Regions from separate parts of the Homo sapiens genome. Here region 1 is linked to region 2. Evidence: read pairs that join two places in POLR2A ChIA-PET (ENCODE). Cell type or tissue: GM12878. All regions are shown on one strand. Links, peaks and the distances in the headings refer to the core of each region. The heading gives the core; the rest is flanking DNA.

Region 1 (4,390 bases), core at 120-4,119, 460 kb before region 2:
GATCCACTGTGCTCTGGAAATAGCGAAGGTTATGAAAGAAGAAATGAAGAGGATCAAAGAAAATCCTCCCTCCAACATGTCTCCAGACACATTAGCATTGTTCAGCGAGACTGCCTATGAGGAAGCAACGTGTGCCCAGGCTCTGCCTGGGGTGTGTGAGACAAAGACTAATCTGACAACAGAACAAATAGCTAACTATGTGGCAAGAAAATGTCACAGCCTGTTCCAGTGTGGCTATCTGCCCAAAGATATAGCAATTCTGTGCAGGAGAGGGGAGGACAGAGGACGCTATAGGCTTGCACTACTCAAAGCAATGGAATTAATTGAGACCCACAGACCATCAGAGGTTGTGTTTAGCCCGGCCACCGGTGTTTGGGGAAGTCACATTGTTTTAGACAGTATTCAGCAATTTTCAGGCCTGGAGAGGACTGTCGTGTTTGGGCTTAGTCCAGAATGTGACCAGTCAGAGGAATTTCATAAGCTCTGCTTTGCTTCAAGAGCCATTAAACACCTCTACCTGCTTTATGAAAAGAGGGCAGCCTACTGAAAATTATTACAAATAATAGAGGAAGACAGGAAGAGCAGAGTCCTTTCTCCTAGACAGGTAGCAGTGACTCCATTTTAATATTACAAGTGAGGAAATCAAGGCACATCAGTATGGCCTGGAGCCACAGAAATGTCTCTTGGAGCTGAGCCTTCCACTCTATTTCAATGCCACTGGCCTTTTCACAATTTCCTTCACCTCCTACCTATACAATTACAATAGACTTCATTAGTCCCCTGTCTCCAGCTTTCCCACTCAATCCAGCTGTCATCCATCAGAGAATTTTTCCTCAAATAGAGAACTGATTTTATGTAATACCTTGCTAACATATCTTCAATGAGTCCCCACAGCCTTCAAACCTAACCAATTTTCAAGGCTTTCATTAATATGCCCTGACTTGCTCTCCCAACCACATCCTTTATTGTATCTCCATCTCCCCATGTTTCTCATGCACCCCAGCCCACCTGGCATAATTTTTGGGTGGTGGTATGGTGCCCTCCAGGCTGGTTACTTTGACTGCATAGGTCTCAAAAGTAGCCAATTGACTGGCACCTCATACTGGCTATGGGTCTCAAGCTTTCCAGGTCCAGAACTTGATTGCCTTTTTGTACCAAGTCTAGATCAGTCTCTTGGGGATGCTTTATGCTAATCAAGCTCACAAAGGACCAATGCATACATCAAAATGTTACTCTGTTAATTTATAGTGAGGACCATAGTCATAAGTGGGTCAAATGCTTTTGCTAATCAGTGCCCTCAACAGTAATATAGGAAGCCAAATTATATGAACATAGCCTTACAGTAAGGGAAGCTGGTAATTTGATTCAAATCTTAAAAATCTTCAGATTATATTAGACTATTGCAATATCTATTAGGTTGGTGCAAAAGTGCAAAAGCCACAATTACTTTTGCACCAACTTAATATAAAATAAGATTGCAATAATTTCTAAAATAAAGATATTTCTATCACAAGGACTAGACAAATTAGTTTACAGTTTACAAGCTAAAGCAAATTTAGAATGCTAAGGATGACTAGTTTTTCATTATTCTTTGCCCTCAGATGAATTTTTTTTTCTCTGTCTTGGTTTCTAAAATTTCCAGGTTCACCACCAACCCTCTCCTTACTGCCCCCAACATATACAAATTTTGCCTACATTTATCCTCTATGTATGTGAATACATTCATGTAGGCTAGAAATGCCTTATACTCTGCCGCTGGCCTGGAAAGTAGTCTTCCTACAAGGGGCCTTTGCACATCTCTGATTTCTTCCATTATGACTTGGTGCTAATTTTTAAATCCAACTCTCAGAGTTTATGGGGATCCTTGGTGGCAACTTTACCACCAACACCACCCACACACATCCCCGACTCCTGGTCTGTGCCTGTGCCATTTTCTCAGTCTTTAAACCCTTTTCTGTCCCCTCCACCTTTGAAATCCTTACTTGGCAATCACATCCTTTTTCAAATGCCTACTACCTCAATTAAACTTTTATTATCTCCCTAAGTGAAACTTTCCAATGTATATGATACATATTAGAAATGAAATCAAAGTTCCCCTTTTCTAGTCAGTTCCCCAAATGGCTGAGCCAATTCTGTACTCTTCAAATTACTCTTGCTTTTGCAAGGATTTTTAAATTGCTTTGGAAGTATTCATATTTCCAAACTGTTTTTAACTTCTAGAAAAGTTTAGGATAACTTGATTGACTCTGGGGAGGCTTGAATCCAGGAGACATGTGGAAATTTTGGTTATGATTTTAGATAAAGCCCCTCAGCCTTCCAAGAGGTGGAAGAGCAGGCAGGGTTTCGAGAAGCTCTCTTAGCTGCCTTTCTGAATTGCTTAGGCCCATTAGAAGGGCTAGTCTGTACCTAGGCACGGGTTGAAAAGAAAAACCTCTCCCTTGCTTCCTACTGCTCTAATTACCTGGTGTTTCTTCCTTTTTACCTTTCCTTGGGGGCTTTAGGGTAGTTTTGGATAGGAGGAAATGAAGTTCAGCAATCGGTTTTGCAAAAGATGCCAGTGCATTGACATTCTGATGTAGGGAGATGTATGAATTCTATAAAAATAATTTAAACAGTCAAAGTCAACAGAGTATGAAGGAGTATGAGTGGGACAAGGAATTGCTATATTTTAGTCATAAGCCTTAGTACCATTTGACTTTTTAAAATATATGCATGCATCATATAATTTTTAATAAAAGAATTGATTTGTAAAGAATTGTTTTAAATATTGAATTTGAGAGTCTTTGTCAGTTCTTAGTCTAGTGAAACAATTCAATCAGGATGAAAGTAGAATAACTAACTCAGTGATTCTCAACCCTGGATGCTCATTATAATTTCCTGGGCGACTTAAAAAAAATCAGTGATCAGGCCAGACACCAGACTAATTAACCTCAGTGTGTCTGAACACAGGCTCGGGCATCGGTATTTATTAAATGTTGTCCAGGCAGGGTGCAGTGGCTGGTGCCTGTAATACCAGAACTTTGAGAGGCTGAGGTCTGGGGGAATCACTTGAAGCCAGGAGTTGGAGACCAGCCTGGGCAACATAACAAGACCCCATCTCTACAAAAAAAATTTTTTTAAAAACTTAGTTGGGCATGGTGGTGCATGCTTTTAATCCTAGCTACTCCAGAGGCCAAGGTGGGAGGATCACTTGAGCCCAGGAGTTTGAGGCTACAGTGACCTATGATTACTCCACTGCACTCCAGCCTGGGTTACAGAGCAAGACTCTATCTCTTAAAAAAAATCCAAATGATTCTAATATGTCACAAGGGTTGAGAACCATTGAACCCTTCTCCTAGTCTGTTCTTTCTGTCCTCAAAAAATGTGTGCACATTTCTCTTCCTATTAAGACTGTGAGCTCCTTGAGAGTAAGAGGATGAGTCACTTACACATCCTTATTTCCCCTAGAGCAACTAGTACAGTGCCTCACACAGGGCAGGTGCTCAGTAAATATTTGCTGAATTGTACTTGTAGCTTTTAGAAAACTAGAATCTACAATGATTCAATTCGATAGTATGAATTTCTAATGTTAGAGATTTCAAAGAAGTCAGTGTGGAGAATAATCTTTAACACTGTAATAATGAAGAATAAGGGAACAATAAAGGCAACTCAATTGTTTTTAGGCAACAGGTCAAATTAAGGATCTATGATGATAGTTCATTAGATTCAAATGTAAGATTAGGAACTGGTGGGGACTAAGAATAATGGACTAACTTGGTTGTTTTAGAATTCTCAATGTTTTCTACAAAGTCTTAATATGATGGATAAAGCAATTAACTAAATGAAATAACTAAGATAAAAGAGAAGCTTTAGAAACTGTGAGAAGCTTCTAAAACTTACTTTTAAAAAGAAGGGTAATATAATATTATCATGGAAGCTTCGGAAATGGAGAAAGGCAAAATTAAAAGTTCTTAAATCAGGCTGGGCGCAGGGGCTCATGCTGGTAATCCTAGCACTTTGGGAGGCTGAGGTGGGTGAATCACCTGAGGTCAGGAGTTCAAGACCAGCCTGACCAACATGGAGAAACCCTGTCTCCACTAAAAATACAAAATTAGCTGGGCATGGTGGCGCATGCCTGTAATCCCAGCTACTTGGGAGGCTGAGGCAGGAGAATTGCTTGAACCTGGGAGGTGGAGGTTGCAGTGAGCTGAGATTGCGCCACTGCACTTCAGCCTGGGCAACAAGAGTGAAACTCTGTCTCAAAAAAAAAAAAAAAAAGTTCTTAAATCATCTTGTTATCTGGGTGTAACATTTTTTCATTTTTGCTTATTTATTTCTATTCTTTGTTGATATGGAAAAATATTTTCACACAGTTATGATCAAGTTGTGCCATCAACTTTATAACGTATAT
Region 2 (4,390 bases), core at 93-4,092:
AGCACTTTGGGAGGCCGAGGCGGCAGATCGCTTGAGGTTAGGAGTTTGAGACCAGCCTGGCCAACATGGTGAAACTCTGTCTCTACCAAAAACAGGCAAACAAATAAACAAATTAGCCAAGCGTGGTAGCGGGTGACTGTAGACCCAGCTATAGGGTGGGAAGATCCTTTGAACCTGGGAGGCGGAGGTTGCAGTGAGCGGAGATCACGCCACTGCATTCCAGCCTGGGTGACAGTGAGACTCTGTCTCAAAAAAATAAATAAATTGCAGCTCCGTGTATTCAAGACACTGCTGGTTGAAAGAAAAAAAAGCAATACATTCCAGCTCCACCTTTTTCTAACCATGTAGTTTTGGGTAAATTACTTAATATGTAGATCCTCATTGATAACATGGGAATAATAGTACTCAGTTTGCTGGGTTGTGAGGATTGAAAATAATACTTGTAAAGTGACAGAGTCTGATATGTATACGTGATCTTATTGTTATTATTTCTGAGGCGTCGTCTCGCCCTTGTTGCCCAGGCTGGAGTGCAATGGCGCGACCTTGGCTCACTGCAACCTCTGTCTTCCGAGTAGCTGGGATTACCGGCACCCGCCACCATTCCTGGCTAATTTTTTGTATTTTTAGTAGACATGGGGTTTCACCATGTTGGCCAGGCTGGTCTCGAACTCCTGACGTCAGGTGATCCACCCACCTCAGCCTCCCAAAGTGCTGGGATTACAGGCATGAGCCACCACGCCTGGCTCATGATCTTATTTTCCTTACGATATTCCTTGTTTGAAAATACAAATTGTTCAGAAAAACTAGGAGTTCTCAATAGAACCTAAAGCCTAAGAAAATTGTGTCACTAGACACCATTTAAAAGAAGGATTAGAACTTAATATTATGTTCATGACTAGGCATCGTAGCCCACGCTGGCTAACCATCCCCTGGGCCGCCCTGCTGCTTGGCGGTTTACTAACCACAGCTACATGCATGCGCTCACTAAATCCTCACGCCAACCTGCGTTTCTGGGATGAGAAAACCAGAGTTCGTAAAGGTTAGGTACCTTGCTGAAAGGTGCATGGGTGAAAGGCAGGGATGGATCCTCGCTGAGTCATTCTCATTCTACCACAGCCTTCCTCAGCAGCTTCCTGACTTTCCTGAGGGGAAGTAGCTAGTCCTAGCGGTTTAGACTGGGCAGTGCTAGAGTGAGTGGGACAAGCATGGGTTTTTAGGTCCCACAGACCCGGCTTCTAATACCTCCCAGTTGTGGGACGCTGAATAAGCTCGTAACCCCTAGTGGGGCTGGGTTTCTGCAATCATGAAGCGGGGGAAACCATCGCCTGCTCATCGCACCGAGGAGAGAGTCAATGAGACATGAAAGTCAGGCACCTTTCAAAGTTTTATGACATGCGTTCAGAGGTGTTGAGGGACTCGCTCAAGGTCACCAAGCCGGGTCTTGACCCAGCTGAAACTTGGACCTGGACCCTTGGGCGCCTCCCGCAGAGTTGTGTGACCAAGGTAACCAGCAGCGGCCGACCCCACGACTTTGGGGAAACGACGCCTCCTACGGCCCCACGGCTCAGGCCAGCCCGGCCCCGCCGTCGGGAGCCTCAGCTCCGCCAGGGGGCGCGAGCGGAGGCCGCGCTCGAGGCCGCCGGGCGCCTCGCTCTTCTCTATGGTGGCTCGGGCGCGGCGGGAGCGGAGGCGCGATCCCGAGAGGGGGCGGGGCCGAGTCAGGGGCGGGGCCGCGCGGAGGGCGGGAGCGGCCGGGCCGGGCCGGGCCGGCTGGGGATGGGTGGGAGGGGGGGCCGACTTCCTGGGGCCGCCCGTGAGGATGTCGCGACCGCCCCCGGGTGCCCCTCAGCCCCAGAGACGCCGCCGCGGCGGAGTCCGCAGCCTCCCTGCCTGAGGCGTCCGCGGCCGGGATCCGGCCCCTCCCCTCGCCTCCTCTCCTAGGTGCCGGCCGGGAGGGCGGCCGCAGCAGGTGAGGAGGCGGCGGCGGCGGCGCTGGGGGCCGCTGGGCGCCCGGCCTGGGGAAGGACGGGAAGGGGGACGGTCGGGTGCCGTCAGGCTGTGGTCTGGGGGCCCTTCCTCTGTGTGGGGCGCGGCCTGGGACTCTCCCTGCCCTACAGGGGTGGGGGGAAGCCCTTGGCTGGCTGGAAGTCCCCGCCTTCAGGGCAGCCCACACCTGTCCTTTGAAAAGTCCCCTCAAAGAAAGCGTTTCACCTGTGGGGGCAGTAACAGGAGACGTGCGTCCTCGATTATCCCCAAGCGCCCTGCAGACCGGCAGGTCTAGTTGGCTTGTGGGGAAAAGATACCTCTTTGTACGTCAGAAGAAACTGAGGCAGGTCCGCGGCGGCCTGCTTACCCCTTTAAAGGAACCAGCCCGTCCCTATCTCCGTCTTAGAGGAGGCGGCTGGAGGAGGGAGGTTTGGAGTTTGGAGGTTTGATGGAGAAGTTTGGGAATGCGGTTCTCCCCGCAGGGTCCACTGTTCCCTCGCTTGGGAGTTGTCCTCTGTTCGCGATGTGTGTGAGGTCGCCACTGTGCGGCAGCGGTCAAGACCGAGAGGGAAATGGGGCCTCTCTTCAGCCGGCTGCCCAGGAGACAGTTGACCAGACATGGGGAAGTCTGGCGAACCAGGGGAGCCAGAGCCTCCGCTGGCACGTCTGCTCAGAGCTTGAGTTCAGGCTGGCAGAAGAGATAAACAACAGCATATCATTTTCTCCTTTTTGTTGGTCTGTCATTTGTTCTAGGGGGGAAGAAGACTGCTTGTGTAATCAAGAGTGTACCGTGCACCCCCCAGTCTACCATAAGGAAGGATAATTGTTAGCTTGGAAATAGGGTTTTACCCACAACTGTCTCTTTGCTCCCTGGTTAAAGGCCAGAGTGACGTGATGAGCAAACATCCCGGGGTGCATGTGGCCTTCTAAGAAAGCAGTGAGTTCCTTATGTATCCCTTTGATTATTGGTTTGGAGGACAGAGAGACTTCCTGTTAACCACTGTCGCTGCAACTGTTTGGGGTGCCTTATTCTCCCCGTGACAGTTCAATTTACTGAAATGTGGGCCGGGCTGCCCGTTTATTATACCATTCTTCTAGGAATGGGAGTAGGCAGGGGACAAGGTACTGGGCTGAATTTGTGTACAGAGTTCTAGGGCTGCAGCCTAGCCGTGGCAGCTCCTTTCTGTTCAGGGGATTTCAGGTTTGACAACTTCTTTATCCTTTTCTCTGATTACATTCTCTTTCACATTCAAGGAAGTAGATGATGGCAAAGGTTTCCGAACTTTTATTGTATATTTCCTAATTCTGAATTTTAGAGTACAATTCAGAAGTTACAGTTTATTTAGAGGTATTCTTAAGTTTGAAAATATTTGGGTATATTTTCATAACAATTGCAGATTGATGTGGCAGGGCTAATATCTTGATTGTGATTGAAGAAAATGTTCATGTAATCTAGGACGCACTCATTTTAATGCCCGTCTAATTACAAAGACCAGCCTGTTAAAAACTTTCATATTGATCAGGTAGACAGTTGTGATTTCTTGTTTACATTGGGATCAAGGGTTGTAAATATTTAAATCGACCAGTTTAACCAGCCTCCAAAATAACATGCACAAAAAAAGAAAGCTCTTCTCAGAAACCTTAAAAATCAATTTCTTTCAAACCTTCTCTCATGACCAAGCCAGTTGACATAACTCTGCTTGGTACCATCTAATAGGAACACCTTTTTTTTTTTTGGAGACAGAGTCTCACTCTGTCACTCAGACTGGCGTGCAGTGGCGTAATCATGGCTCACTGCAGCCTTGACCTCCTAGGCTTAGGTGACTCTCCCTTCTCAGCCTCCTGAGTAGCTGGGACCTCAGGCATGTGCAACCACACCCAGCTAGTTTTTGTATTTTCTGTAGAGATGAGGTTTTGCCATGTTGTTCGTCATGAACTGGGCTCAAGCAATCCTCCTGCCTTGGCTTCCCCAAGTTCTGAGATTACAGATGTGAGCCACCGCGCCAGGCCGGAACACCTCTTAAGGGTTGTGGAAAAGGCGTTTTTAGTGACCAGCATTTAAGAAGACAAAACAAACAGCAACAATAACAAAAAAGGGCACAATTTCTTTTCTAATTACATGTGCATTGTTATTTAAATACAGTCACACCCATCTCTATGAGCGTCATGCCTAAGACTTTCTGAGAACACCTCTGTAAACCTAAGAAGTTGTTAGGGGGACTAATTCCACCTTGATTTTTTATTCTTGTCATAGAACCTTTAATACTGCCATGGTTTTAATGATAGAGGCTTTTATACCAAACTTGTACTAGTCATAGTGTTTATGTTTTTGGAGGAAAGATTTAACCTCTATACCTTAGAATCTCATAACTTGTTAATACAATAACAGAATTAAGGTATTAGA

Evidence for each region. ChIA-PET counts read pairs that join two places held together with the same protein. Peaks named below come from ENCODE experiments on the same cell type or tissue, not always from the same donor. Only the 100,000 strongest peaks of a DNase experiment are listed, where the experiment ranks them.
Region 1: POLR2A ChIA-PET joins it to region 2 with 6 read pairs; 3 of 35 experiments call an interaction of 5 or more read pairs at or near these places.

Annotation. Positions count from the first base shown.
Region 1 is chr17:35,544,396-35,548,785 of GRCh38, reverse strand. SLFN14 (schlafen family member 14) reads left to right here. Exons shown (of 6, transcript NM_001129820.2): 6 at 1-4,390. The coding sequence ends at 547. Among named protein-coding and RNA genes, the nearest start is that of SLFN12L, 8.9 kb to the right of the region's middle. In GM12878, for the core only: no CTCF peak of the experiment used is centred there; no DNase peak of the experiment used is centred there.
Region 2 is chr17:35,086,684-35,091,073 of GRCh38, reverse strand. All of the region lies in intron 5 of RAD51L3-RFFL (RAD51L3-RFFL readthrough), which reads left to right. It also overlaps a transcript of RFFL not described here. Among named protein-coding and RNA genes, the nearest start is that of RFFL, 25 kb to the right of the region's middle. RefSeq lists enhancers at 1,155-1,806, 2,523-2,652, 2,783-2,832, 2,843-2,922 and a silencer at 1,503-2,132. In GM12878, for the core only: CTCF peaks have their summits at 1,595 (motif pointing right) and 2,212; a DNase peak (open chromatin) is centred at 2,126; H3K4me3 peaks cover 3,190 bases; H3K27ac peaks cover 3,120 bases.